Regions from separate parts of the Homo sapiens genome. Here region 2 is linked to region 1. A link is a loop called in an ENCODE intact Hi-C map of the cell type or tissue named here. Cell type or tissue: thyroid gland. All regions are shown on one strand. Each heading gives the region's core, and the rest is flanking DNA. Links, peaks and the distances in the headings are about the cores only.

Region 1 (8,358 bases), core at 1,534-6,533:
CCCGACCATGTGCAAAGCCATGTTCTCCTAAGTTTAAACAAAAAAAAAAAAAAAAAGAAAAAAGAAAGAAAAAAAGGAAAAGCAAAAGAAAAAAACAGCATGAAAAAAATAATAAAATTCAGCCTGTTAGAGAGCTTTAAACAAATGTGGAGCTGCGAAACAAGCTGTCACAAATTGGCACAGAGAATGCAGAAAATCAATGTGAAATGAAATCTGCCTCTCCTAACAAAATAAAGTTGGCAATTAACTCTTCCCATTCTTCCTGCAACCTACAAGTCATTGAAACTACAGAATGCAGGTTGTCAGGGAATAGGCCAATGCTTTAAATATATAGCCTACTCTCTCCTATAGCATGGTAAGTGGGTAAGAAATAGGCATGCAGGTGGCAGAGAAGACTTGGCTTTCTTAAGTACATATATGTATATGTATACATACACACACACACACTCACACTCTCTCTCTATATATATACACACTGTATTACCACATAAAACTAAGAACAGATATTTGAGTGCCCCAAATTATACTTGTTGCCTAGGGGTTGAGTAGTATGACACAGGGCTAGAAAGTCACCTGACCAGCGTCTTAATAATATTCACATAGAAAAACACACAGATTTACCCCCACTTTAAAAAACAAGTTAGAAACTAAAACATTTCAAACTTCTCATATGTTTAGCTTTTTAGCTCTCTCTCTTCGTTGAATGACATATAAATAATAATGAGTAAAGGAAGTAACTAAAGCAATTACAAAAGTTCCAAAAAAATCTTTCTAGAAAGACCAGGATATTGATATCTTTCACCAACTAATATCACAAGATTATTGCTCTGAATCAAGATGTAGGGGCAACAGTGATGAGCTATAGTTCTACCAACAGAATTCAGAAGTGCTAAGTGCTATAAAAAGGGCTATAAATGGTTAAAAATTATACTATCATTCATCATAGTATTGTTATAGTATCCTCATATGTGTAAAAATGGAGTTTATTTTTAAATTAATTATGATGCCTATATATGAGCACAGTATCAATTAATATAATTTTATGCTCTGCAATAACAAACAACCTCAAAATTTCAGTGGTCAGCACACAACAAAGGTGTACTCCCTTCTTATGCCATATCTAATGCTGGCCAGCGGAGGAACTGTTCATCATAGCCACTCAGGGGCTTGCGTTGATGGAGGCTTCACGTGCGCATGTGTTTCCATGCACACCAAGAGAGAAGCTAGGGAACACAGCAAATCACTCATTTGTTCTTAAATGTTCTGTCCAGAAGTAATACAAGTTATTTCTCTCAGTTTCATTGACCAAAGTCAGTTTTGAAAGGTTCATGCCTACCCTTAAAAGGAGCTGAGGGATTAAATCCTACAGTGCCCCCAGAAAAAGGAGCGCTAGAGATACATGGTAAACAGTAGCAAGGCCAACCGCAGCCATCCACATTTCTTGCCTGGATGACTGCAATAACCTCTTAGCTGGTCTACGTGTTTTCACATAGGTCCACCTCTCATCTGGTCACACAGCATCCAGAGAGCATAATATTTTGTCCTTTTTAACACAAATCTAGTGGTCATAGTGGTCTCATGCTTCCATACACTTCAATGACTTTGCATTTAGCTTATAATGAGATTGAGCATCTTAAATGAGGCTCACAATGTAACTGCTGCCTACCACTGTGCCCTCAGATCCTTCTACTCACTATTTGAGCCACTCAAAGCACTTGCACTACGCACCTCACTCATAGCCACATTGGCCCCCTTTATGTTTCCTGAATTCATGGGGCTTTTTCCATGTGCTTTTCCCCCTGCATTGCTCCTGATTCCTGCCCTGGCTTGCCAGCTTACCACTGCTCATTTCACGACTTTCTGTTTTCACTAACTCTGTATCTCTCTCCCACACCGTTTGTTTCCTTCATGGCAACTATTATAACATACATTTAATATAACTATTAAAACATACGTTTAATTTTACAGTTATAATTATATAGTCATTAGGCTTACCTAATACCTTTCTTCCTCTGTAAATTCACCAAGAGAAGAAATAATGGTTTTTTCCCCACCATCTATAGATTTATACATAGCACTTAGCACACAACTTGTCATTGGGTAGGCACTCAACAACCACACAGATAAGTAAATTCAACACAATTCTACTATTAATGTCTAATAAAGATCATCAGATCAGTTAACATTTGTGTAGCAGAAAGCAGCTGATCTGGTATTTAAACAGAAAATCCAAATGTTAGCATTAAACACGTCTTTATGCCTTTGTTTACACTTCACAGTTTACAAAGAATATTTTCATCCATTATTGCAAATGGTCCTTCAAATTCATTGTAGGTACGTCAGGGTATAGAGTTACCATTTTATAAGGAGAAAATGGAAGCTGAGAGAAATGAAGAGACTTGCCCAATATTGTAGTGCTGGAAAGGGCCAAAGCTGGAAGGTGAATTAGAGACTCCTGACTGTACATCTGTTTCTCATTCCACAAACCATCCTGTCTCTTGATTCAAGAAGGTCAGCCCTGGAAGTATTCATGTGGGGACAGTGTTAATGAAAGGAAAATTATTAATACAACACCTGGGCCAGATTCTGAGTAGATATGCAGAGGATGACCTTCAGTCTCACTATTCATTTCAGAATCTCTGCCCAAAGGAATTGATCGGGCAAAAGAACTTCATCAAGGTTCAGCTTTATAAATATATCACTTCCCCATATCTCTAAGGACCTTGAAATCTCTACCATTAGTTCATGCCAAAGCACATTTCTGAGAAGCCTTTTGCAATACCTGTGGTGCTTGGTAGGAGTTACATATTAAGCTATGAACACATTTATTCAAGAAATATATTTTGCACACCTACTGTATGCAGAACACTGTGCATGATGCAATATGCCAAGTTAGCTGGGAATGGAGTCAGGAAGCACCTGATTATAGTGGGGGCACAACGTAAGTCTGAGTAGAATGCCATGGGAAAGGATGGAGGGGGAAATGAGCAGCAATTGGTTGTGGCGGGGGAGCTGTAGGTACTCATAAAGGCACCAACCACCTTGGAACAAAAGGAATTAAGAACACAGAAGACAAATATCACATTCATGCCCTAGATGTGACTAATCAACTCAATCTTGCTTTGAAAAAATCACTTCTCGGCAGCCATAAAAAGAAAGAACGAGTTTATGTCCTTTGCAGGAACATGGATGAAGCTGCAAACCATCATTCTCAGTAAACTAACACAGAAACAGAAAACCGAACACCCCATGTTCTCACTCATAAGTGGGAGTTGAACAATGAGAACACATGGGCACAGGGAGGGGAACATCACACACCGGGGCCCGTCGGGGGTAGGGGGCAAGGGGAGGGATAGCATTAGGACAAATACCTAATGTAGATGACAGGTTGAAGGGTGCAGCAAACCACCATGGCACATGTATACCTACGCAACAAACCTGCATGTTCTGCACATGTATCCCAGAACTTAAAGGATAATAATAAAAAAAAAAATTAAACACTTCTTACAGCCAGTTTGAGTTCCTCTCCTGAACAGCTCAGTTTAATGACTGAATTTCAGCAACTGTAAAAAGAGCCTGACCCCCCAGCTCCCCAACCCCACAACCTTCCAACAGTTGTGAGCTAGACTCTCATCTTTCCCTCTCTTCTGAGATCCAATTCCAGCCTTCCCCTTTCCTTCAAACACATCACTATTTCCAGTTCCTGCCACAAGGTGCCCCCTGTGCACACTTCTCCTTGTTTTCAAAAAGATTTAAAATCACGTTAGGTAGAAGTGAACTAGAAACAAGGAAATCTACCTGGCTGGGCAGATAGCCATGATAAATTATCACATATAGAAAAGGGTACTAAATGGTTATATTGGCTCTAATTCTGTTCACATCCACATAAAAGAGCTGCATAAAATATTAAATGTGTGTAGCCACTCACTTTAGAGATGAATGATAAAGACTCATTAGTCTTGATAAAAGAAGTTTTTGAAATATGAGATTGAGTAATGAATATCCTCAAGAGCTGCCATAGAGATAGCAAACATTCAGAGACAGTCTACATGCTGGAATCCAATTTTAATTAGGTCATCGCTCCTGTGATAATCAAGACCTTCAGAAGAAAGAGAAACTAACTTTTCTTTTTCCCAAACAGGGAAAGGGTCAAATTAGTTCTGAACCTAAAACATTTATGATCAACAGAAAGGGCAGCTTGACACAACCAAGAGAATGTTTATCAGCATGCTTGTGCATCACATTCTATCCATACTTCTTATGATTCTTCTTGCCGTTCCTTACATCAGCTGTCCCTCAACTGTTTTGGCACAGGGGACTGGTTTCGTGGAAGACAATTTTTTCCACAGATTGGGCCAGGTGGGGATGGTTTCAGGATGATTCAAGTGTGTTGCATTTATTGAGTCCCTTATTTCTATTATTATTACATTGCACTATATAATGAAATAATTATACAACTCACCATAATGTAGAATCAATGGGAGCCCTAAACTTGCTTTTCTGCAACTAGATAATCCCATCTGAAGTTGATAGGAGACAGTGACGATCATCAGGCATCAGGTTCTCATAAGGAGCATGGAACCTAGATCCCTTGCATGCTCAGTTCACAATAGGGTTCCAGCTTCCATGAGAACCTAATGTTGCTGCTGATCTGACAGGAGGTGGGGCTCAGGCAGGGGTGCAAGTGATGGGGAGCAGCTGTAAACACAGATGAAACTTCACTTGCTAATCTGCCATTCACCTCCTGCTGTGTGGCCCAGTTCCTAATAGGCCACAAACTGCTACTGGTCCGTGGCCTGGGGGTTGGGGACCCCTGCCCTACATGATGATTTCTACCTTCAGCAACAATTTATTTCTAATGACTTGCTCACATAGCAGAGATGTCCATCTACCCTGGGACTGACTTCATCTGCTGAAGTAGGCAACCATACAGGGAGCTTATCTGATGGGAAGGAGGGAAGGATGCTACCCTCAGATGAAGCCAAATTTCTGTGGCTCTCAAAGAAGTCCTTTATGACCATCCTTGATAAAACACCCACATAACATCACCCTTACTTACTTTTATGGCATTTACTACCTCTTATATATTCATATACACACACATATTAAGACACATATATGTACATATATTTTAACTATTTATCTATCAGAATGAGTTTCACGAGAACAAAGTCTTTGTTTTGTTCACTGATGTATTCTGTGTCTCGAGTAGTGTGTCTCAATATTGTAGGTGTTTGATTCGTTGAATGGATATAGAATATATATTTTTCTCCATGTTGCTACCTGTCAGCATGGCTAAGACAAAGAGTAACAGGGCTTAATCATATTGCTTAAAAACAACTTCTTTCTATCCCAAATCATAAAGGCTGAAAATGTGAATTGAGACCTTCTTATGGCTTGCATAGACAGCCAAGACTGCATAAATTACATTTCTAGGGTTAAAATGTAGCTTTGCTTCTGTATTGATTGATTCATATCCCATGGTATCCAACTCTCAAATAAGCTTAAATTGAAGATAAAAGTTCATGAACAGTGTTACATTCAAGACAATATTCAGAGTTAATTAATAAAGGAAAACGTAAAGATTGGTAATAAAAGAAAAGCAATATAAAGTTCATTTATTTAAAAACTTGCTCTAAGGCCGGGCGCGGTGGCTCACGCCTGTAATCCCAGCACTTTGGGAGGCCGAGGTGGGCGGATCACGAGGTCAGTAGATCGAGACCATCCTGGATAACACGGTGAAACCCCGTCTCTACTAAAAATACAAAAAAAAATAGCTGGGCGTGGTGGCGGGCGCCTGTAGTCCCAGCTACTCGGGAGGCTGAGAGAGGAGAATGGCGTGAACCCGGGAGGCGGAGCTTGCAGTGAGCCGATATCCCGCCACTGCACTCCAGTCTCTGGGCAACAGAGCGAGACTCCATCTCAAAAAAAAAAAAAAAAAAAAAAAAAAAAAACTTGCTCTAAAATTGAACTCTGGATTTTTTTTCCCGATTAATAATAAATAATTGGTTCTATATAATCTTTGACCCTTAAAAAGTGAAAAAATTAATGAAATCAGTAGAAATGCTAGCTCTGCTTCTTACTAGAGTTGTGTCCTTAGGCAAATTACTAAACAGCTCTGACACTAGACCTTGTGATTAGTTAAAAAGGGGGAAGGGGCTCTAAAAAACTCTTCAATGATAGGGTTGTTGCTAAAGTGCCTACCCCTTATAGGCTGGACAGTAGAGCTGTGTCCACCTGGCAGCAAAGCTCCTATTGGGCCATTTTCTAAGTGGCATAGAAACCCATTTTGAAAGCTACACCTACAAAGTCATTCATGTAAGTGACATAAATTCTCACACTCCTGAGTTCCCTAATCCCTCAGATCTCAATAGAGACCTCCCTGCCTAGCCTGGGGCTTATGCACAACTCCAACACTTAGAGGGTGGTTAATTTCTTTTCCAGGAAAGCAAAAGAGTACCTGATTCTTTCTTTATGCTTTAAGTAAGTTGAGAAGCATCATTACTCCTTACAATGAAAAATTATTACCCTTGGGTATTAGTTCTAGTGTGGAGGAAGGAACTCAGGCTTAGGTTCAGAAAACCAGAGCTTGAACTTTGACTTCACTATTAAATATGTGACCTTGAATGACTTATTTTTTCTCAAAAAAGGAGCTCCTTCATCTATAAAATGGAGAAAACAAAAATACCACCACCATGAGGTTGTGAGAAAATGATAAAGACACTATACATGAAAGTGCTTTGGGTCGGGCACAGTGGCTCATGCCTGTAATCCCAACATTTTGGGAGTCTGAAGCAGAAGATCACTTGAGCCCAGGAGTTCAAGAGCAGCCTCGGCAACAAAGTGAGACTCTGTCTCTCAAAAAAAAAAAAAAAAAAAAATTAAATTAGCCTGGTGAGGTGGCGCATGCCTGTAGTCACAGCTACTTGGGAAGCTGGGGTGGGAGGATCTCTTGAGCCTGGGAGACTGAGGCTGCAGTGAGCCATGAACCAGCCACTGCACTGTACCCCAACAGAGGAGGATTGTGTCTCAAAAAAAAAAAGTGCTTTGTAATTGGTAAAGGGCTCTACAGATGTAAGCTATTTTAGTTGGGTGAGCCTGGAGTTGTCTTTTACAACAACAATAATACCACTTTAAAGCTTACCAAGTACTCTCATGTGCATTAGCACATTCAGACTGATGGAGCCTGAGTTGTTATTGTTAGTTCTGAGTCTTTGAGGAATGGCTGTTTTTTTTGTTTTGTTTGTTTTTTTGTTTTACCAAATAAACCATCAAAGCACTCTGGAATGTGCCAATTTTCATTCTTTTTTTCTTCACCTACATGCATTAACTAAGCGTCTCTTATAAGCAGTGCATTAAGCTAAGAAATTCAGGGAATATAAAAAGATGGAAATGTGTTCCCTGTCATTGCAGACATACATATTTGTTCACTTAGTAAATATGTATTGAGTATTTACAATGGACTGCACAGTCATGAGCATATACAGAGTCTAAAGTAGGAACTGTACAAATGAAAGAGAGAGAAAGAGAGAACAAATGTGACCATAGTACCACAGTACTATCCACAGTACTACCCATAGAGTGGTCAATAACTACCTAAAAAATATACCAGTCTTAAATGACCAATCATCAGTATTTTGACAATGCCTAGAAATCTCAAGAAACTCCTCTTGCTACTAACTTTATGAAAGTATTTGGGGTTCCCTGGAATTGGTTACTGTGCAACTGGGATGCTTTAGTGATGGAGCTGCCATTCGGAAGGCATGAAGTACACACCCTAGCTACACTCAGTTCACAACAGAGGGCCCTTTCCAATCAACTGAGAGGGCAAGTCAATAGTTATTGAGCTCTGTAGAAAAGAAGAGATTAAAGATTATTTGCCTTGCTCTTAACTTAGTTTTTCTGCCAATCTAATACACGTATCTGTTTTATCATATCCTGTCTTTACACATTTCTGGAAATAATATCTCTGAGTGGCAACAAGCTTACATGAAAAACATAAGAACAATATTTTAAATCCCAAGCAATGATTACTAGATAGCTCAGCCTCACTCTCTACCATGAATATTTTTAATGAAGAGTAGATGGCATGTGAAACTTTTAAAAGGCAATCTTGATGCCTTTTAAAAATAGACGTTAATATTAGGTCCTGTTAGGCCAAAAAGGAAGTGGTAAGGAACCACTTCTTTTTTTAAGGGACCACCCCTCCTCCCCACAAGACACACATACTCTTAAATGATTTGAATGGGACCAACATATCTGTGCAGCATGAGCCCTACTTACAAAGCAGTTTATTGGTCCAGAGGCAGACATATACATTTTTGCAAATTTGGGATTGGAACCAAGAGTTGACTCAGT
Region 2 (8,358 bases), core at 1,390-6,389, 170 kb after region 1:
TTAGCTACATATCTGTGTTTTGTTACTTTAATGATGTCTTTAGAATTTATAGTACATATTTTTAACTTTCTACTATCTACTTTTTTATACATATATTATTTTTATTATACTTTAAGTTCTAGGGTACGTGTGCACAATGTGCAGGTTTGTTACATATGTATACATGTGCCATGTTGGTGTGCTGCACCCATTAACTCGTCATTTACATTAGGTATATCTCCTAATGCTATCCCTCCCCGCTCCCCCGACCCCACAACAGACCCTGGTGTGTGATGTTCCCCTTCCTGTGTCCAAGTGTTCTCATTGTTCAATTCCCACCTATGAGTGAGAACATGCGGTGTTTGGTTTTTTTGTCCTTGCGATAGTTTGCTGAGCATGATGGTTTCCAGCTTCATCCATGTCCCTACAAAAGACATGAACTCATCCTTTTTTACAGCTGCATAGTGTTCCATGCTGTATATGTGCCCCATTTTCTTAATCCAGTCTATCATTGTTGGACATTTGGGTTGGTTCCAAGTCTTTGCTATTGTGAACAGCGCCGCAGTAAACATACGTGTGCATGTGTCTTTATAGCAGCATGATTTATAATCCTTTGGGTATATACCCAGTAATGGGATGGCTGGGTCAAATGGTATTTCTAGTTCTGGATATTTGAGGAATCGCTACGCTGTCTTCCACAATGGTTGAACTAGTTTACAGTCCCACCAACAGTGTAAAAGTGTTCCTATTTCTCCACATCCTCTCCAGCACCTGTCGTTTCCTGACTTTTTAATGATCGCCATTCTAACTGGTGTGAGATGGTATCTCATTGTGGTTTTGATTTGCATTTCTCTGATGGCCAGCAATGATGAGCATTTTTTCATGTGTCTGTTGGCGGCATAAATGTCTTCTTTTGAGAAGTGTATGTCTACTTCTAAGTGATATTATGCCGCTTTGTGCACATAGGAATCTTACAATGGCATATCCTCATTTATCTGCTCCAGGCCCTTGGATTATAGTTGTTATGCATCTTACTTTAATGTTGAATACCCCACACCACATTATTACTTTTTCTTTAATCGCTAGTCTTATAATAATTTAAATAATAGAAATGTATTTGCCCATTAAAATACTTATTTTTTATTTTGACCATTGATATATAAATGCTTTTGCAACTCTCTAAAAAAAGCAGTTAGAACTGGCAACCTACAGAATGGGAGAACATTTTTGCAATCTATCCATTGACAAAAGGCTAATACCCAGAATGTACAAAGAACTTTAAAAAATTCACAAGAAAAAAACAAACAACCCCATCAAAAAATGGGCAAAGGTGAACAGACACTTCTCAAAAGAAGATATTTATGCGGTCAACAAACATATGAAAAAAAGCTCATCATCACTGGTCATTAGAGAAATGCAAATCAAAACCACAATGAGATACCATCTCACGCCAGTTAGAATGGCAATCATTAAAAAGTCAGGAAACAACAGGTGCTGGGGAGGATGTGGAGAAATAGGAACACTTTTACACTGTTGATGGGAGTGTAAATTAGTTCAACCATTGTGGAAGACAGTGTGGGGATTCCTCAAGGATCAAGAACCAGAAATACCATTTGACGCAGCAATCCCATTACTGGGTATATACCCAAAGGATTATAAATCATCCTACTCTAAAGACACATGCACACGTATGTTTATTACAGTACCGTTCACAATAGCAAAGACTTCAAACCAACCCAAATGCCCATCAATAATAGACTGGATAAAGAAATGTGGCACATATACACCATGGAATACTATGCAGCCATAAAAAGGGATGAATTCATGTCCTTTGCAGGGACACGGATGAAGCTGGAAACCATCATTCTCAGCAAACTAACACAAGAACAGAAAACCAAACACTGCATGTTCTCACTCATAAGTGAGAGTTGAACAATGAGAACACATGGACACAGAGAAAGGATCATCACACACTGGGGCCTGTCAGGGGGTGGGGGGCAAGGGGAGTCATAACATTAGGAGAAATACCTAATGTAGGTGATGGGATGATGGGTGCAGCAAACCACCATGGCATGTGTATACCTATGTAACAAACCTGCACGTTCTGCACATGTATCCCAGAACTTAAAGTATAATAATAATAATACTAAAGCAGATTTAATGTCTCTCTTCTTCATTACGCATCCTTAAGACATTCTCTAGATGTTCACTCAAGCTAATATAAAATCTGCCTTAATAGCAGACATCTAATAAGCAACATGGCCACTTTACATATGTGGTATTATTTGCTACTCAGTGTCTTACAATGCAGTTACATAGATCTACCATTCCTGTCATACAACGGAGGTACCTAAGGAATCTGACTTAGCAAAGTGACTTTGCCCACTCCTGTCCACATCTCTTAACCTCTTTCTCAAGGTTCAAGTTGCCCTTTTCTTTTTTATCTTTCACTCATTTCTTCTTCTTTTTTTTTTTTGAGACGTAGTCTCGCTCTGTCGCCCAGGCTGGAGTGCAGTGGCGTGATCTCGGCTCACTGCAACCTCCGTCTCCTGCGTTCATGCCATTCTCCTGCCTCAGCCTCCCAGGTAGCTGGGACTACAGGTGCCCGCCACCACGCCCGGCTAATTTTTTATATTTTTAGTAGAGACGGGGTTTCACCGTGTTAGCCAGGATGGTCTCGATCTCCTGACCTAGTGATCCACCCGCCTCGGCCTCCCAAAGTGCTGGGATTACAGGCGTGAGCCACTGCACCTGGCCCTTTTCATTCATTTCTATAAGAAGCCAGCTATTATATACACCTACATACATGTATATAGTAAGTGTGTATGTATAAACACACACACACACACACACATAAATATACATATAACCTGCTGCCTTCATGGTGAGAGGAAATTCTATTATTATAATTTATCATCATGAGGTGGGGAGAATAGAGAAAAATAACTTATTGAGTTCCTACTATGTATAAGGCACTATACTAGGTGCTGAGGATACAAAAGAGTAGGACAAATATAGCTCCTGCCCCAGGAAGCTTACAGTTCATATATAGAGGGAAAATAAACAAGTAAATCAAGCAAATAGTTACACATGTGAACAGTACGAGGATGGAAACAAACAAGGTACTGAATAGACATCACTAGGAAAACACTGGCTACTTCAGCTGGGACGACAGCAGAAGGCCTTTTCAAGGAAAACCCACTGAAGCCTGACTCTGAAGAATGAGTAGGTCTCAGAAAAATGAGAAGTGGAAGGATGAGTGTTTGGGGGAGAGGTAAGACAAATCCCTCGAGGTGGGAAAGAGGCTGGCCTGTTGTTAAGAGCCATCAAAAGGGCAATGTAATGGATGAGTGCCTAAAGAAGGGGCAGGACAGGTGAGCAGACCAGAGGAACTAAAGGAATGTGAGTTGTGATATGTTTTTTCTGTCTCCAGGGCCATGAAGTATGTGTAGTAACAGTGCAGAGTTAGACCAGTGGGTAGCTGCAGCACTTCTGTTTCGGCAGCAGGCAGCATCACTCTAACAGGTCCATCTGCTCTCAGTTTCTCCTGCTGGGTCCAAACATTTGTAAGATGAATTAAAAGAGCTGGGAGAGGCCAGGCGCGGTGTTTCACGCCTGTAATCCCAACACTTTGGGAGGCCGAGGCGGGTGGATCATCTGAGGTAGATCAGGAGCTCGAGACCAGACTGACCAACATGGTGAAACCCCATCTCTACTAAAAATACAAAATTAGCCAGGCGCAGTGTTGGATGCCTGGAGTCCCAGCTACTCAGGAGGCTGAGGCAGAAGAATCACTTGATTCCGAGAGGCGGAGGTTGCAGTGAGCCGAGATCGCGCCATTGCACTCCAGCCTGCGAGACAGAGCGAGACTCCGTCTCAAAAAAAAAAAAAAAAAAAAAAAAAGGCCCAGCACAGTGGCTCATGCCTGTCATCCTAGCACTTTGGGAGGCTGAGGCGGGCAGATCACCTGAGGTCAGGAGTTTGAGACCAGCCTGGCCAACATGGCAAAACCCTGTCTCTACTAAAAATACAAAAATTAGCCAGACGCAGTGGCGGGGGCCTGTAATCCCAGCTACACGGGAGGCTGAGGCAGGAGAATCGCTTGGACCCAGGAAATGGAGGTTGCTATGAGCCAAGGTCATGCCACTGTACTCCAGCCTGGGCAACAAGAGCCAGACTCCATCTCAAAAAATAAAAAAAATAAAAAAATAAAAGAGCTGGGAGACAAAATGCCTGGCTACTGATGAAAACAAAGCTAACAAGGTGGCATGACCTTGGCTTAGTTCTCACAACGCTGCCATGAGAGAAGCTTCCTCATCCCCCTTTTATGTGGAGGGAGGTGATCTGATGTGTTAGGAAGAAAAGACACTTGCCCAAGTATGCCCTGATAGGAAGTAACCGAACTAAGGCTTTTATCCAGATGAGTTTGATGCTGTTAGGGTATTCAACCATATTTTACTGTCACTCATGGGGTATATTCGTGATTAAAAGTGATTAGAAAGTAAAATGCGGGAAAATCTCATTTATTTTACACTTCATGTTTCCTTGCTTTAAAATGTGGTATTATTAATTTATCCATACATTCCACAAACTTTTACTGAGCACCTCCTGAGTGTTCAGCACTGTAGTAGTTGCTGCAAATGATTTGTGCATGAGATTAGCAAGGTAAATCAGCAATGTTTAGTTAAAGTTAAAATCATAATAATGGTATATACCATTTTGATAATCATTATAAAAGGAGACTAGAAATATAAAGTACTCTTAAAATCAATTACTGGTTATCTTGGTTATCATTTAGACTCTGATTTGGCTAAAGCACTATTAACAGACAAAGGTTTGAATGGGAGAGAAACCTGAAGAGTTAAAAAAACATGATATTGGTTCTTGGCATAACTATTAATAATATCATTTGCACAGCTACCAATGGAAAAAATCTAATTAAATCAGAAATAAAAGGATTGTTAATAATCTTAAAGTTTTCCTAAGCCTCCTAGGATATAACTTTTATTACTCCATCCACCAGCTAGTGTCTGAAAGTCAAAAAATGCAAAAAAGATTTAAATATTTTCTCCTCTCTAAGTATTAATATTAAATCAGTTTTAATTACCTGATACCCCAAGTACAGACTAGGAGCTATCTCACTATCTTCATATCAGTTTACACTTCCTCATCACACTAGATTGAAATTTCCCATTTACTATTCTAATCTCTTTCTATACCATATGCTCCATGGCAACAATGACCATATGCTTCTGTTCACAGGTGAATTACTGGAGGTTTGTGCAATCGTGGGCACACTTTAGGTATTCAATAGGTATTTCTAGAAGACATATAAAAGCCCACCACTGCATGTGGTGGATGTTGAGGAACCTAACAGGCACAAGAGCAAAGGGCACAGCAAGGTCAGGGTGCCTGTTATTTACTCATGTGCCCAGAAACTAGTAAACACAACTCTCAGCAACTAACTGAGGCTAGACCTAAATCTGCCTATTAAAGAAGGTCACTCTGTCAAAAGGATGTCAAGGTGTGTAAGAAAACAAAATTACACTTCATTACTTTTTTTTTTTTTTGGTCTGCATGTAAGGGTGCAGATGAAGGAAGGTTTGAAGTGCCTGCAGTTTCCAATCAATGAAGTATATGCAGATTGTTAATCACTTCCCTGGCAGATTGTGGAGAAGTACTAGAAAATCATTAACGTGAAGAGCTGGTGAATCAGAATGCTGATTCTTTGCATACAGATATGACATTTTCTACCCATTTTAACTGAACAGGCCTACAGAAAAGTACTTCATATAAGACAGGTCCTCAATAAGTGTGAAGCAATAACATCTTTCCAAATAAATATTTTATATATTTGAACATCCAAAATTGACCTAAAATTGTTGAAAATATCACACATTATATTATCCGTTATTACCCCTCTGTCCCAGAGGAGCATCTATTCAGAAAAGCCAAGTGAAACTGCTCATTTTCTAAGATATACTTTTATTGGGCAAATAAGAATTAATAAATTTTATTTTGTTGCAGCTTGACAAAATTGAACAACTCCACACAGATATCCCTCTATTTAAGGAAAAAAAAATCTCACCTAGTTGACTAGAAAGAAAATTAGTAAAAACTGGATTCTACCTTCCATTTGAATTACTGTGTAATTTGGCAGGCATATGCCCATAGGAAAATGTCTTTAACTGATGTAAATGAGTGCTTAAGCCATAAGAAAATTAGCACTGATGCCTGACCAGTGCTTGATGTGCTTTTCAACGTGATCCAGCTCATTCTCTGTTTGGGGTAGCTTCAGAACTCTGAAACTCTTCTCCAAGTCAAGAGAATTCCCTTGGTTTTAATTCCATGCCTCTGCCACATTTTAATATCCATATGCCTAATTTCCTTTAGTCTAATTACTAGAATTTCTGTGCTGCTCCAGAGTCCCCTTTACAAAAAAGTTACCACTACCAGAGCTTAGCTGTCCTTTTCTCTATTTTCTCATTGTTGACCTGGACAGTCCACAATGTTGTCTAAAACAGCCAAACAGCCTGAGAGTCTCTCTCTCTTTTTCTTTTTTTTTTTTTTTTCCAGACAGAGTCTCCCTCTGTGGCCTAGGCTGGGGTGCAGTGGCGTGATGACGGCTCACTGCAACCTCCACCTCCCGGGTTCAAGCAATTCTCCTGCCTCAGCCTCCCGAGTAACTGGGACTACAGGCGCCCGTCACCATACTCGGCTAATTTTTGTAATTTTAGTAGAGATGGAATTTCCCCATGTTGGCCAGGCTGGTCTCAAACTCCTGAGCTCAGGCAATCCACCCACCTCAGTCCCCCAAAGTGCTGGGATTACAGGTGTGAGCCACCGCGCCCGGCTGACAGTCTCTTAACTTTGCCACCAAATTATGTTCAATGAGTTGCTTTCTATTTTCATCAATACAACTAACTCCTAATCAGATTATATCAGATTTACTCAGAATAAAAAGTTGCTGTAAATTTGACTGAGGAAATTATTATAACTTTCTTCTCTGGAATGGAACTGATGAATAAAAGGAGAGAAGTATGAATTTCTTCACACGGGGCAGTTTTTGAATGGGTCACACAGTAACAGACTCCCATCCCATTAGCAATCTTATTTCCTTTGAATGCCACATAACACAGCTACTCACAGTGTGAAGCAAAATGTCTTGTTTTCATTTCTGGAGCAATTTCAATGATCCTATTGTCAGTGACATACTCAATAACCATTTTCTGTCACCATGAAAGGGAATACTCTCTAGGCTGATATTCACAAAAGGTTATTCTAATTCCACAGTGATCAGATATACAATTTAAGTTGTATTCTTAATTTTTAAATCCATCATATATTACTCTAGGTTCCGAAAAGCCACAGGTTGAAATCAAGGTGAGGGATAGGGGGAGGAAACCATCTATTAATCACTTCCATTGTGCAATAGCCAGAATGAAGCAAATAGTTACTAGAATTCAAAGCCTTTTAAGGGGTTTATCTCAGATTCAGTTATAACAAATAGCTAAAACTTCTTCTTATAAAGTGACTTCTGTATATTTTTGTTTGTTTTAACCTGTTTTAACATCAATAAACTGGGAAAAGTTTTCAAAAGGACTATTAGAAAGAATCATATATGTTATTTAAAGGAAGCACTTATGTCTTATCCATGCCAGTATTCCCAGAGGTCCTCATATTTACTAAGGCTTCTATTGCACTGACTGGGTGTCTGGCACTGTTTTAAGCACTTTCTATATATCAACCCATTTAATTATCATAACAACTCTATGTGGCAAGTACTATTGTTATCCTTTCCATTTTACAGTTGAGGAAACTGAGGCACGGAAGCAATTTGCTAATGATCATGTATCTGGTGGTAGCAAAGTTGAGATTCAACCTCAAGCTGCCTGGGCACCAAAATCCAGGCTCTTAACCACTATGTTATGCTGCCTCTGGCATTAAGAAATGATAATTAACATTTATGGGAAGAGAAGAGGAAATGGAATACTTTGGCAGTAAGAAAATTAAGAAGGCAACCTTGTCGGTCTCACAGTACAGTTGCCTTCTAGTAGAGCTCTTTTTCTATTGGGGATATTTATCAATTTTGCAGCACTTTTCTGAATCCTGGGTTGCTCCTTAAACCCTGGTCACATCCAGCTTCAATTTACTCCTGCTTGGATGAACCAACTAAAAGGAGACCACAGGAGTCTTTGCTGCTGGTAAGTGTTTTTCTCAGTTCCCTAGAGCTAGAATCTTTGCGCAGGTGCGAAGAGTAGAGCACCTTTCAGTGAGAAATCCAACTAGTATGTAAAATGCTTAGCACTCAGTGAAAGTTAGAAAATAACATTATTATTATTATTTAAAGCATCAATCAAACCATCACTGCCCTCCAGT

The links. Peaks named below come from ENCODE experiments on the same cell type or tissue, not always from the same donor. Only the 100,000 strongest peaks of a DNase experiment are listed, where the experiment ranks them.
Region 2: it touches region 1 in a loop (4-fold over the local background); 21 of 110 quality-filtered maps call a loop at or near these places.

What each region holds. Positions count from the first base shown.
Region 1 is chr5:144,385,662-144,394,019 of GRCh38, reverse strand. All of the region lies in intron 3 of KCTD16 (potassium channel tetramerization domain containing 16), which reads right to left. Among named protein-coding and RNA genes, the nearest start is that of KCTD16, 220 kb to the right of the region's middle. In thyroid gland, for the core only: a CTCF peak has its summit at 3,703; no DNase peak of the experiment used is centred there.
Region 2 is chr5:144,215,038-144,223,395 of GRCh38, reverse strand. The region is part of intron 3 of KCTD16 (potassium channel tetramerization domain containing 16); the gene reads right to left. Among named protein-coding and RNA genes, the nearest start is that of KCTD16, 48 kb to the right of the region's middle. In thyroid gland, for the core only: no CTCF peak of the experiment used is centred there; a DNase peak (open chromatin) is centred at 3,295; H3K27ac peaks cover 1,857 bases.